Regions from separate parts of the Homo sapiens genome. Here regions 1 and 2 are each linked to region 3. The links are chromatin contacts, found by Hi-C or POLR2A ChIA-PET in ENCODE. All regions are on one chromosome and are shown on one strand. Each heading gives the region's core, a stretch centred on a gene start or an enhancer-like site at or near the end of the contact. The rest is flanking DNA. Distances are from core to core; before and after follow the strand shown. Region 1 has its middle 7.0 kb from the start of SMARCC1. Region 2 overlaps MAP4 (microtubule associated protein 4). Region 3 has its middle 37 kb from the start of CDC25A.

Region 1 (4,186 bases), core at 122-2,621, 360 kb after region 3:
CTACTCGGGAGGCTGAGGCAGGAGAATGGCGTGAACGCGGGAGGCGGAGCTTGCAGTGAGCCGAGATTGCGCCACTGCACTCCAGCCTGGGCGACACAGCGAGACTCCATCTCAAAAACAAACAAACAAACAAAAAGACCATCCTGGCTAACATGGTGAAACCCCGTCTCTACTAAAAACACAAAAAAATTAGCCGGGCATGGTGACCGGCGCCTGTAGTCCCAGCTACTCCGGAGGCTGAGGCAGGAGAATGGCGTGAGCCCAGGAGGCGGAGCTTGCAGTGAGCCGCGATCGTGCCACTGCACTCCAGCCTGAGTGACAGAGCGAGACTCCGTCTCAAAAAAAAAAAAAAAAAAAAAAAGAACAGGCTGGGCGTGGTAGCTCACGCCTATAATCCCAGCACTTTGGGAGGCCAAGGTGGGCGGATCACGAGGTCAGGAGATCGAGACCATCTTGGCTAACACGGTGAAACCCTGTCTCTACTAAAAATACAAAAAATTAGCCGGGCATGGTGGCGGGCGCCTGTAGTCCCAGCTACTCGGGAGGCTGAGGCAGGAGAATGGCGTGAACCCGGGAGGCGGAGCTTGCAGTGAGCCACTGCACTCCAGCCTCGGTGACAGAGGCAGGAGAATGGCGTGAACCCGGGAGGCGGAGCTTGCAGTGAACCGAGATTGTACCACTGCATTCCAGCCTGGGCAGCAGAGCGAGGCTCCGTCTCAAAAAAAAAAAAAAGAAAAAGAATTGAGGTGCCCGGGCACGGTGACTCATGCCTGTAATCCCAGCTTTGGGAGGCCGAGGCGGGCGGATCATGAGATCAGGAGTTCCAGACCAGCCTGACCAACATGGTGAAACCCCGTGTCTACTAACAATACAAAAATTAGCCCAGCATGGTGGCACATGCCTGTAATCCCAGCTACTCTGGAGGCTGAGGCAGGAGAATCACTTGAAACCGGGAGGCGGAGGTTGCAGTGAGCCGAGATCACACCACTGCACTCCAGCCTGGGTGACACAGCAAGACTCAAAAAAAAAAAAAAAAAAAAAAAGAGTAGAGGCTGGACGTGGTGGCTCACGCCTATAATCCCAGCACTATGGGAGGCCGAGGTGGGTGGATCACTTGAGGTCAGGAGTTCCGGACAAGCCTGGCCAACATGGTGGAAAAAAAAATAAAAAAGAAAAAGAAAAAGAAAAAACATGGTAAACAAAAAAAAAAGTTTATGACAGCAATGCATCAAAACATATCTATTATCATAATGGACAAACAAGGTTTAAACATGGGTGCTTATTCTGCTCACAACACATAAACCAGTGACAAGTAAGCCAGTCCCTTTCACATTGGGTCTTTGAGTGGAAAATGTAATTTTTCTCTTTTTTGTTTTTTTTTTTGAGATGGAGTCTCGCTCTGTCGCCCAGCTTGAGTGCAGTGGAGAGATCTCGGCTCACTGCAAGCTCCGCCTACCGGGTTCACGCCATTCTCCTGCCTCAGCCTCCTGAGTAGCTGGGACTACAGGCGCCCGCCACCAGGCCCGGCTAATTTTTTTTGTATTTTTAGTAGAGACGGGGTTTCACCGTGTTATCCAGGATGGTCTCGATCTCCTGACCTCGTGATCCGCCCGCCTCGGCCTCCCAAAGTGCTGGGACTACAAGCATAAGCCAACGGGCCCGGCCGGAAAATGTAATTTTTCTACTAGGCACTAGAGGTCAGCAGCGTATTAATTTCCCCACAGGGCTCCATTACTTCTGTCATAATGTCAGCCAATCACCAACCTGTTTCTTTCTTTTTTTTTTTTTCTTTTTTGAGATGGAGTCTCCCTTTGTTGCCAGGCTGGAGTGCAGTGGCGTAATCCTGGCTCGCTGCAACCTCCGCCTCCCGGATTCAAGTGATTCTCCTGCCTCAGCCTTCTGAGTAGCTGAGATTACAGGCATGTGTCACCACGCCCGGCTAATTTTTGTATTTTTAGTAGAGGCTGGGTTTCACAATGTTGGCCACCACACCCAGCCGTTTTTTTGTTTTTGTTTTTGTTTTTTTTTTGAGACGGAGTCTCGCTCTGTCGCCCAGGCTGGAGTGCAGTGGCGCGATCTCGGCTCACTGCAAGCTCTGCCTCCCGGGTTCACTCCATTCTCCTGCCTCAGCCTCCTGAGTAGCTGGGACTACAGGAACCTGCCACCACTCCCGGCTAATTTTTTGTATTTTTTAGTAGAGACGGGGTTTCACCGTGTTAGCCAGGATGGTCGCCATGTCGTGACTTCCTGATCCGTCCGCCTAGGCCTCCCAAAGTGCTGGGATTACAGGCGTGGCGCCATCTTGACTCACTGCAACCTCCGCTTCCCGGGTTCAAGCGATTCTCTTGCCTCAGTCTCCCAAGTAGCTGGGATTATAGGCATGCGCCACCACGCCCGGGTAATTTTGTATTTATTTATTTATTTAGAGACAGAGTTTTGCTCTTGTTGCCCAGGCTGGAGTGCAATGGTGTGATCTCGGCTCACTGCAACCTCCACCTCCTGGGTTCAAGTGATTCTCCTGCCTCAGTCTCGCGAGTACCTGAGACTACAGGCATGCACCGCGACGCCCGGCTAATTTTGTATTTTTAGTAGAGATGGCGTTTCTCCATGTTGGTCAGGCTAGTCTCGAACTCCTGACCTCAGGTGATCTGCCTGCCTCAGCCTCCCAAAGTGCTGGGATTACAGGCGTGAGCCACAGCGCCTGGCGTCGCTTTAGTTCTTTCCCACTCTTTTATTGTCCTTTATTTTTAACTCTACTACTCTGTCCCTCTCTTTAACTCTACTAGTATGGCTCTACTCTTAGTGGTTCACCAAAATTAAACACGCATCATTAATTTGTCAAAGATTAATTAGTGTTCATCTTTTTTTTTTTTTTTTTTTTTCAGAAGGAGTCTCTCTCTGTAGCGCAGGCTAGAGTGCACTGGTGCGATCTCGGCTCACTGCAACCTCCACCTCCAGGGTTAAAGTGATTCTCCTGCCTCAGTCTCCTGAGCAGCTGAGATTACAGGCACACGCCACCACACCCGGCTAATTTTTTTGTATTTTTAGTAGAGACGGGGTTTCACCATGTTGGTCAGTCTGGTCTCGAACTCCTGATGTCGTGATCCACCTGCCTTAACCTCCCAGAGTGGTGGGATTACAGGCGTGAGCCACTGCGCCTGGCCTATATGTTTTTATTTTGCCATTATTATTATTCTTATTATTATTATTATTATTATTATTTGAGATGGAGTCGCACTCTGTCACCCAGGCTGAAGTGTAGTGGTACGATCTTAGCTCACTGTAACCTTCCTCTCCCCGGTTCAAGTGATTCTCAATTCTTCAAGCCCACCACAATGCTCCACTAATTTTTCTTTTTTTTGAGACAGGCTGGTCTCGAACCCCATCTCTAGTAAAAGTACAAAAAGTAGCCAGTCATGGTGGTACACACTTGTGATCTTAGCTATGTGAAGGCTGTGTCACGAGAATTGCTTGATCCTAGGAAGTAGAGGTGGCAGTGAGGAATTTTTTTTTGAGACAGATTCTCGCTCTATCACCTAGGCTGGAGTGCAGTGGTGTGATCTCGGCTCACTGCAACCTCCACCTCCTGGGTTCAAGCGATTCTCCCGCCTCAGCCTCCCAGGTAGCTGGGACTACAGGCCTGCACCACCACACCCAGCTAATTTTTGTATTTTTATTACACGAGGTTTGGCCATGTTGGCCAGGCTGGTCTTGAACTCCTGACCTCAAGTGATCCACCTGCCTCGGCCTCCCAAAGTGCTGGGATTACAGGCACGAGCCACTGTGTCCGGCTGACTTTTTTTTTTTTTTTTTGGAAACAAGGTCTCACTTGGCAGCCCAGGCTGGGGTGCAGTGGTGTAATCATAGCTCATTGCAGCCTCAACTTCCAGGGCTCAGGCAATCCTCCCACTTCAACCTCCCAGGTAACTGGGACCACAAGCATGTACCACCATGCCTGGCTAATGTTTTTTTTTTTTTGAGACGGAGTCTTGCTCTGTTGCCCAGGCTGGAGTGCAGTGGCGCGATCTCGGCTCACTGCAAGCTCCACCTCCTGGGTCCACGCCATCCTCCTGCCTCAGCCTCCCAAGTAGCTGGGACTACAGGTGCCCGCCACCATGCCCAGCTAATTTTTTGTATTTTTAGTAGAGACGGGGTTTCACCATGTTAGCCAGGATGGTCTCGATCT
Region 2 (4,150 bases), core at 1,379-3,878, 260 kb after region 3:
TTTTTTTTTTCAGCATTGCAACATTGCCACTCATCATCATGAGTGTAGCCCTGTGTCAGGTACTGAAGGTAATGGAAAAGGTATATAAGGTTGATCCCTGTACTCTTGTTGGGAACTTGAGTGGTATGAATAGAGAAGGTGAGTTCTTGGGGACAGAGGCTACAGTTTAGCAAGCTTTCCTATGCGGACCTTGGTAATTTCTTTACATTTTATAGACCAAAGAACAATCTTAACTTGCCCTTTTTTCTAAAGGCATTGTTTAAAAACTGTCATCAAATCATTGCAGTTTATGGCAAATGGCCTTTTTTTAAAAAAAAAAAAAAAGCAATCTAAATCTTTTCTTCATCTTGGAAAAAGACTTCTCTTGGATTTCTGATAGAATATTTCCAGTATGCTATGTTATTGCAAGACAGTAACTTACAGCTAGACAAGAAAAATCAGCTTTGTTCAAAGTAAGAGTATAGCCTGTCCTTATAGTGTAATTTTTTTCTCACAGTTTTGTTTTATGGTTCCTTCAGTTTGAATATACAATATTTGAGCTCAAAGCCCAGGGCAGCAAAGGACCATGCTGAGTTAAATGGGGGCAGTAAGCTCTGGTGAGTGGGGAAAACTCCAAGCTACAATTGTTAGAGTCCCTAAGTCTGGAGGTCAGAGAAAGATGCACTGCCCCCAGTGTGTTCACATGACACCTAACAGATTATTAGGCTGGAAAGAGCAGGGCTTGGTAGTGGAGGGAGCAACCCAGCTCATCCAAGGAACCAAGTGGGGGCAGGGACAGGCGTAAATGCATAAGGGGTATGTTGTCACACAAATGTCTTATAATTAGAATATCTATCCCCAAAGCCCTGATCACTGAAGTCTTTAAATGAACCCTTTATTAAACTCTTCCATTATGCAGAGCTACAGATGGAGCTCTTACGGGTTTTGGGGACCCCACTCAAGTCAGTTTTCAAGTTAGTTTGATAAGTTGCTATGACAGCAAACCCACTCTTCCTCTGAGAATGAATGCCTGCAATCTTAATACTACGTTAAGGTGTGGTTTTTTTTTTTTTTTTTTAGTCCAATTTTGAACAATTTCCTGGATTCATTGTTCTTCAGGGTTATAGCTGGGGATTGGCAAATGAGTCTCGGTTATTTTTAAAACAGTTTTCTGAGTGGTTGAATGTGGAAGGGTGGGCATGGTATCAGATAAATGAGTGTGTGGGTATGCACGTATCTATATCAGTGAAAGCCAAAATAATTACTATCCTTAGTGCTTGGATTGGCACCATACTGTGTTTTAAATTGCAGATCTAAACAGAGTGCTAGTTCACGGGAAATTACATTCTCAGATTAAAGTAGCATTTTGTTGTGCAGAAAGCAGCAGGTTCCTTCCTTTCTTTCGCTTTCATTCATTCTTCCTTTCTTTCTTTCTTTCACATTTGTAAGTGCATTTAATACTCAACTGCTTGAGGAGAGAGGGGCATTGAGGGAGAGATGAATTTTGTCATGAATACTGGGGAATTGGTGTGATGTCACTGCAAGCTCTGTGTGATCGTAGGTGGTATTAGAGCTCCAGGAGCGAAAGCAGGGAGAGCAGTGGAGGAGAGACGATGTCGCTCTCAGACAAGCAGACAGCCTCTCTCACTGCCGCGTACGGTCAGCTCAGTAAGGGCAAGCCTGCAGAGTGCCGAATGGACTCCCCAAAAGAAATCAGTCAAGCCGGATTCGAATGGCAGAGGACAGAGGGCAAACTGAATGAAATTGGGCTGAATGTCAGCATGGACGGGCAACCAAAAGATGGGCTTGTGAAGAATGCCAGCTTCCTGGAGCAGAACAAGCTCTGCTTTTTTGAGGGGAAGCTAGACAAAGAGCTGAGCATTGAAATGCAGGACAAGGACTGTCAAGAAGCCTCAGGTCACCTTGAGAGCAGGTATGTGATTTCAGAGACCTGCCATCCCTTGGAGGGGAACTCGGTACACCAGAAGACCTCCGAGTTCCATCTGGGACTCATAGAGGGGCCAGACAAAAACAAAACCATTCCAGTTCAGGGGAAGGTGGCAGGGAAGAATGGACTAGAGACCAAGAGCCAGTCAGATCTGGATTTCCCTGGGGCTGCTGACATCCCTACCAGATATGTTAAGGAGCAGGAAACCAGTGTTTGGAACCCCAGCTTTCATCCAGTGGCTCAAGGCTCTCTGGGCTCAAGGGAAGCAACTCCGGGAGAGATGGAGAATAGCATCACCCCTGGCTGCCCAGTGATTGGGGTGGTAAATGATAACTCTGAGCAGCTGAAGTGTGAGTCCCCACTCCTGGTGTCTCTAGCCCACCCAGCCCCCATTATTGAGCATTCACCCACCACCATTCCGCCAATCACTATGGTGTTCACCCAGGAACATTTGAATGCAAGCTGTCACATCAGAGACCATGATAAGGAGTTGGAGAAATTGAGTTCTACCGAGGAGGCTGTGCTCAACCAAGCCCCCCAGCAGAAAAAGGCAGTGCGCAGGGCCCTGTCTGAATGTTCTCACCTCTCAGTTCCCCCAGCTGTCAACCTTGCAGATAAGTACCCTGAACTCCCTGCCCGAGAAGAGCCTTCTTCTGGCCTGCTGCCTCCCCCTAGTAGCCCAATGCCTAGTCCTACACCTGGGAAACTGGGAGCTCCTGCTATGAAGCGCTCCATGACTGTGGGTGAGGAACAGACAGCTAGCTACAAATTGAGCCCTGGGAAACTGCCCATCTTGTCTACTAAAGAGATACCTCCTTTCATCTGTGAGGAACCAGTGGCCAAGAAGAGAGAAGAATTGGCTCACTTCAGCAACAGCAGCAGCAACTCTGGGAAGAAGGAACTCGGCACTGCTGGATTATATCTCCATAGTAAGCTGGAGCAGATTCCTGAAGGAAGCAGCAAGGAAAAAGGGCAGGAAGATTTTAGTGAAACTAGAATTGATTCATGCTCGCAGGTTTGCCAGCGAGGAGAGAAACAGCCAGGACAGACGGCTCTGGCAGGGAAGAAAGAAATTGAGGTCACTGCAACCCAGAGCACTCCATCGTTCCTGTTTGAAAAGCCCCCACGTGATGGTATGTTTCTAAATTTTGCCTCCATTGGGAACAAGCAGACAGCAAGGAAGGAACCAAAGTGACAGATTACCGGCAGAGCACTAAGCAGCTTTTTACAGCTGGGTTCTGTGACTGCCTGGGGAAAGCTTAATTCCCTTGTGTTGGAAGCTTGCTGGGAGTGAGGCAAGGAAGAGAACAAAGTGAATCTTGCAGGGTCAAGCTGAATGTCTTGCTAGCATGACAGATAATGTGAATTGAGTGTGCAAGTTTGGGGTGGAATGGGGTCAGAGAATGGTGGGTATAAAAACTAGACCCCCTTTCTTGACCTCATGTCACCCTGTCCAACCCATCCCCCATCCACCCAGCCCTCAGCTCCCTGTTGGTTTGAACCAGATGATTCCTGAGCTCTAAATCCTTCAATCCCAACTGATTGATTTCCTTGCTTGAAAATCTGTCACTTTATATAGATTCACAATGGGTTTATCAGCACTAACCTCCTCTCATTAAGTTGCACAATCTGGGTGGAAGCTCTGTTTTCTGTTTTTGCTTTGGAGAACGTTTTACTTTTGTTCAAACTGAAAAAGAGCCCTTTAAAGCTAGCTATTTAATATTCTTTCTGTGTTCTTCATGTTTGACCCAATCTTGCTTCTAGTTTTCTCTTTTTGTATGTGTTTTGAGAGGATTTGTGGGGAGAAAAAGAAGAAAGAGAAAGCAGGGAGAGAAGGAGAGACTTGCAACCTAATAAACAGCTAAATTTTGCGGTCTTTGTGACAGCCTTTTGTGTCTTTCTTCCTGGCCCTTTCTTTTCTTCCCCATCTCCCATCCCCCCACAGCTCTTATTGTGGTGGTCTAAAAAAGCTTGTGTTTCTCCGAGTCCAGTTTGAGCACAAAGGGCCATAATTCACAAACTTGTAAATGGGGATTTAAAACATGTGTTTTGCTTGTTTAAAAAAAAATAGTCTTGTTTCCTGGGACCTGTTTTCTCTAATATTTATTACTCTCAGTATATTTTTATGAAATTGTACTTTTTTTCTTTGAAAGTAAGAAATGGTATTTTCTAGGGGAGTGGTAAGTAGAAGACATACAGATGTTTTGGGTTTTTTTTTTTTAT
Region 3 (4,195 bases), core at 389-2,888:
ACTACAGGTACCCGCCACCACACCCAGCTAATTTTTAAATTTTTAGTAGAGATGGGGGTTTCACCATCTTGGTCAGGCTGGTCTCGAACTCCTGACCTCGTGATCCACCCACCTCGGCCTCCCAAAGTGCTGGGATTACAGGCATGAGCTACTGTGACCCACCAGGTAAAATTAGTAACTCAGTGTTAAGTTTCCTGAATTTGATAATTATACTGCAGTTATGTATGAGAACATCCTTGTTCTAAGGAAATAATACACTGAAATATTACAGGTTAAGTGTGTGTGTGTGTGTGTGTGTAAGAGAGAGAAGTAGACAGAGTCAAAGGGAAGAAAGCAAATGCAGCAAAATTTGAAAACGTTAAAATGTATGACTCTTGGCAAAGGGCATAAGGGAATTCTTTGTACTATTCTTGCAACTTTTCTGTAAGCTTTAAATTATTTCAAAAGAAAACATTTTAAAAGGGGGCTGGGCCGGGTGCAGTGGCTCATGCCTGTAATCCCAGCACTTTGGGAGGCCAGCGTGGGTGGATCACTTGAGGCCACGAGTTTGAGACCAGCCTGGGCAACATAGAAAGACGTCTTCTCTATAAAAATAAAAATTGAAATAAGTAAATTAAATAAAAAAGAGGGGCTGTCATGCTGAGCTCCTATGTGGACGGGGGGATCTGGGCAGTGACTGTCCCGATGCCTGAGTGGTCAAGTGTTGAATGTGAGGAGTGCTCCAGAGAAATATCCAGGCTGGTGACAGCAAGTTGTCACACGTATCCAAGTGGCAGTTCTACCAATGTAGAAGACAGGGAAGCAGAGAGAGAGGTTAGAGGCAGGATGCCAGGAAGCCAGGCAGGGAGGGGTAGGGAGCAGCCACAAGGAGGTCTCAGTGATAGGGTTAAGCTCGGCTGCCTGTGGTGGGACATATGTCACTGGTGACCTTGGGACACAAAGCCTGCCCACGCTAGGGTAGGGTAGGGGAAGGACAGGGAGGCGAGGCAGAAACAGCAGCAGGGGAAGACTGGGTGGCATTGGGCATGGCATTGGGCGTGCTCAGCCTCTGTGTGACTGTGACCTGGCAGCTGGGATGGGGGTGGATTACCTAGATGATTCTAAGACCTTAAGATCTTGGTCATTCTGATTTCTAAGCAATGACTCCTGGAAGTTGTGCAAAGCCCAGTCCAGAGTTCCTGCTTGCACGCTCCCAGAACAGAGGAGGCAGAGTCCCTTCCAGTGCTGGCCAGAGCAGGACAGCTCTTCCGCAGGCAAAGTCAAATCCGCACCTCCATACTGTGGCTACTTTGTATATGTTGATTCATTTTCCATTTATGTTTTCTGTTTAGTTTTTCAATATGGATGTCTTTCTTCAATATGAAGTATTTCAGACATACCCACTGTCTGGGAGTACCCACCGTCAAGGGTAAATAAAAACTTCCACCGATAGGCTTTCTTTGCCCTCTTGTTTCACTCTGCTGCCAGGCTGCCACGGGGCTTGGGGCTGTGACCACTGCAATGGCCATAGGAAGACATCAGGTGGCAGTGGTGCCCCAGGTTTGTCTCCTCAGGTATCTCGGCCTTCTAGCTCCTCTCCTCCAGAGCCAGTCAGTAACTGGGAGGAGCTGGGGGCTCTCCAGGAGCTTCCCACCCCTTCCCCTGCCCTGGCTTCCAGCTGCATTTAATGGCACTTTGCCTGCTCTGAGTACAGGAAAAGCTGTGGCTGTTCCTTGTCCAAGCCGCAGTTCCCAATGGCCTAGTTCAAGCATGTGTTTCATGCACCACAGTGCAAGGGCTCCCAAAGGGGAAAAAAGGGAAGAGGGCTGGTTTGGATTATTAGCATTTTGTATTTTTAATAAATGCATCAATGTGGTCATCATGGAAAAATGTCCGATCTTTGTGGGGTTTATTTACACTTCCTTCCTAGTTTACTTTGGGTGACGCAGGGTGGATCATAGGCCTTAACCTTCTAAAGCACAGCCTCTTTCCCCTGGCGGCTTCCTAGACTCTGATGAAGAAATAAGGCCTACTTTCTGATTCCGGTCTGCCCCTGACCAGTGGTGTGACACTGAGCAGAACACTTCACTTCTCTGGACCAGAGGTCTCAAGTATAAAGGATGAGCTTGGGCAACCTCCCCATCCTCCCCCAAGGACTCCTCACTATTCCTGTTCTTTGGGACCTCCTTACCTTTGCTGACACCTGCAGGGAATGCCTTTCTTTTTCCACAGAACTCTTTTTTCTTTTTTGGAGACAGAGTCTCACTCTTGTTGCCCAGGCTGGAGTGCAGTAGCAGGATCTCGGCTCACCACAACCTCCGCCTCCCAGGTTCAAGCGATGCTCCTGCCTCAGCCTCCTGAGTAGCTGGGATTATAGGCACCTGCCACCACTCCTGGCTAATTTTTGTATTTTTCGTAGAGACAGGGGTTTCACCATGTTGTCCAGGCTGGTCTCAAACTCCTGACCTCAGGTGATCCGCCTGCCTCAGCCTCCCAAAGTGCTGGGATTACAGGCATGAGCCACTGCTCCCAGCCTTCCACAGACTTATTCTTTTTAGGAGGGTTGGGGATGGGGAATAGGGTTTCGCTCTGAGTAGCTGGGACTATAGATGCACACCATCACACCCAGCTAATGTTTTTTTAAAATTTTTTTTGTAGAGACAAAGATCTCCCTATGTTGCCCAGACAGGTCTCAATCTCCTGGCCTCAAGTGATCCTCCCACCTCAGCCTCCCAAAGTGCCGAGATTATAGGAATGAGCCAATGCATCTGCCCTCTGATTCATTCTTGTAAACATAAATAATATAATTGTCCGGCTGGGTGCAGTGGCTCACACCTGTAATCCCGGCACTTTGGGAGGCCTAGGTGAATGGATCGCTTGAGCTCAGGAGTTCAAGACCAGCCTAGGCAACATGGCGAAAACCTGTCTCTACAAAAAAATACAAAAAATTAGCCAGGTGTGGTGGTGTGTGCCTGTAGTCCCAGTTACTCCAGAGGCTGAGGTGAGAGGATTGCTTGAGTCTGGGAGGTGGAGGTGGCAGAGAGCCGAGATTGTGCCACTGTACTACAACCTGGGTGACAGAGTGAGACCCAGTCTCGAAAATAAAAATAAAAATAAAAATAAATAAATAGGCCGGGTGCGGTGGCTCATGCCTATAATCCCAGCACTTGGGAGACCTGAGGTCAGGAGTTCGACACCAGCCTGGCCAACATAGCGAAACCCTGTCACCACTAAAAATACAAAAATTTAGCAGGGCATGCTGGCAGGTGCCTATAATCCCAGCTACTTGGGAGGCTGAGAAGGAGAATCACTTGACCCAGGAGGCGGAGGTTGCAGTGAGCGGAGTTCGCACCACGGCACTCCAGCCTAGGCAACAGAGCAAGACTCCATCTCAAAAATAAAAATAAAAATAGACCGGACGTGGTGGCTCATGCCTGTAATCCTAGCACTTTAGGAGGCCGAGGTGGGCGGATCGCCTGAGGTCAGGAGTTCGAGACCAGCCTCGCCAACATGGCAAAACCCTGTCTCCACTAAAAATACAAAAATTTAGCCAGGCGTGATGGCAGGCGCCTGTAATCCCAGCTACTCGGGAGGCTGAGGTAGGAGAATTGCTTGAACCTGGGAGGGGCAGGTTGCAGTGAGCTGAGATTGCGCCATTGCACTCCAGCCTGGGCGACAAGAGCAACACTTTGTCTCAAAAAACAAAACAAAACAAAAAAAGCCTGGCCAACACAACGAAACCCTTTCTCTACTAAAAATACAAAAACTAGCCAGGCGTGGTGGCAGGGGCCTGTAATCCCAGCTACTTGGAAGGCTGAGGCAGGAGAATCACTTGAACCTGGGAAGCAGAGGTTGCAGTGAGCTGAGATCGCGCCACTGCACTCCAGCTTGGGCGACAGAGTGAGATTCCGTATGGAAAAAAGGAATGTAAAACTCGATGGGATAAACTACAGTTTAGAATTAGATCCAACTGGGCCAGGCACGGTGGCTCACACCTGTAATCCTAGCACTTTGGGAGGCCGAGACGGGCGGATCACCTGAGGTCGGGAGTTTGAGACCAACCTGACCAACATGGAGAATCCCTGTCTCTACTAAAAATACAAAAATTAGCCGGGTTTGGTGGCACGTGCCTGTAATCCCAGCTACTCAGGAGGCTGAGGCAGGAGAATTGCTTGAACCTGGGAGGCAGAGGTTGTGGTGAGCCAAGATCACACCA

The links. A loop is a pair of places that touch in the nucleus more often than their neighbours do. ChIA-PET counts read pairs that join two places held with the same protein, here RNA polymerase II (POLR2A). Pooled maps may share reads with other maps.
Region 1: a map of K562 shows a loop between it and region 3 (9-fold over the local background). The contact joins two enhancer-like sites. A Hi-C loop is called at or near these places in 1 of 168 maps with a recorded cell type or tissue (K562), 1 of 37 single-sample maps with no recorded cell type and 10 of 50 pooled maps. POLR2A ChIA-PET finds 5 or more read pairs at or near these places in 2 of 52 experiments (H1 and HEK293).
Region 2: a map of gastrocnemius medialis shows a loop between it and region 3 (9-fold over the local background). The contact joins two enhancer-like sites. A Hi-C loop is called at or near these places in 3 of 168 maps with a recorded cell type or tissue (GM12878, cardiac septum and gastrocnemius medialis) and 6 of 50 pooled maps. POLR2A ChIA-PET finds 5 or more read pairs at or near these places in 2 of 52 experiments (A673 and HepG2).

The regions. Positions count from the first base shown.
Region 1 is chr3:47,786,797-47,790,982 of GRCh38, reverse strand. No RefSeq gene overlaps it. Among named protein-coding and RNA genes, the nearest start is that of SMARCC1, 7.0 kb to the right of the region's middle. Within about 2 kb of position 1,371, at least 34 of the 41 ENCODE cell types and tissues checked have a DNase peak (open chromatin) inside an H3K27ac peak, as active enhancers do.
Region 2 is chr3:47,889,934-47,894,083 of GRCh38, reverse strand. The region is part of intron 10 of MAP4 (microtubule associated protein 4); the gene reads left to right. Among named protein-coding and RNA genes, the nearest start is that of MIR1226, 42 kb to the right of the region's middle. Within about 2 kb of position 2,628, at least 12 of the 41 ENCODE cell types and tissues checked have a DNase peak (open chromatin) inside an H3K27ac peak, as active enhancers do; they include gastrocnemius medialis, where a contact is called at or near this core.
Region 3 is chr3:48,149,019-48,153,213 of GRCh38, reverse strand. No RefSeq gene overlaps it. Among named protein-coding and RNA genes, the nearest start is that of CDC25A, 37 kb to the left of the region's middle. Within about 2 kb of position 1,638, at least 21 of the 41 ENCODE cell types and tissues checked have a DNase peak (open chromatin) inside an H3K27ac peak, as active enhancers do; they include gastrocnemius medialis, where a contact is called at or near this core.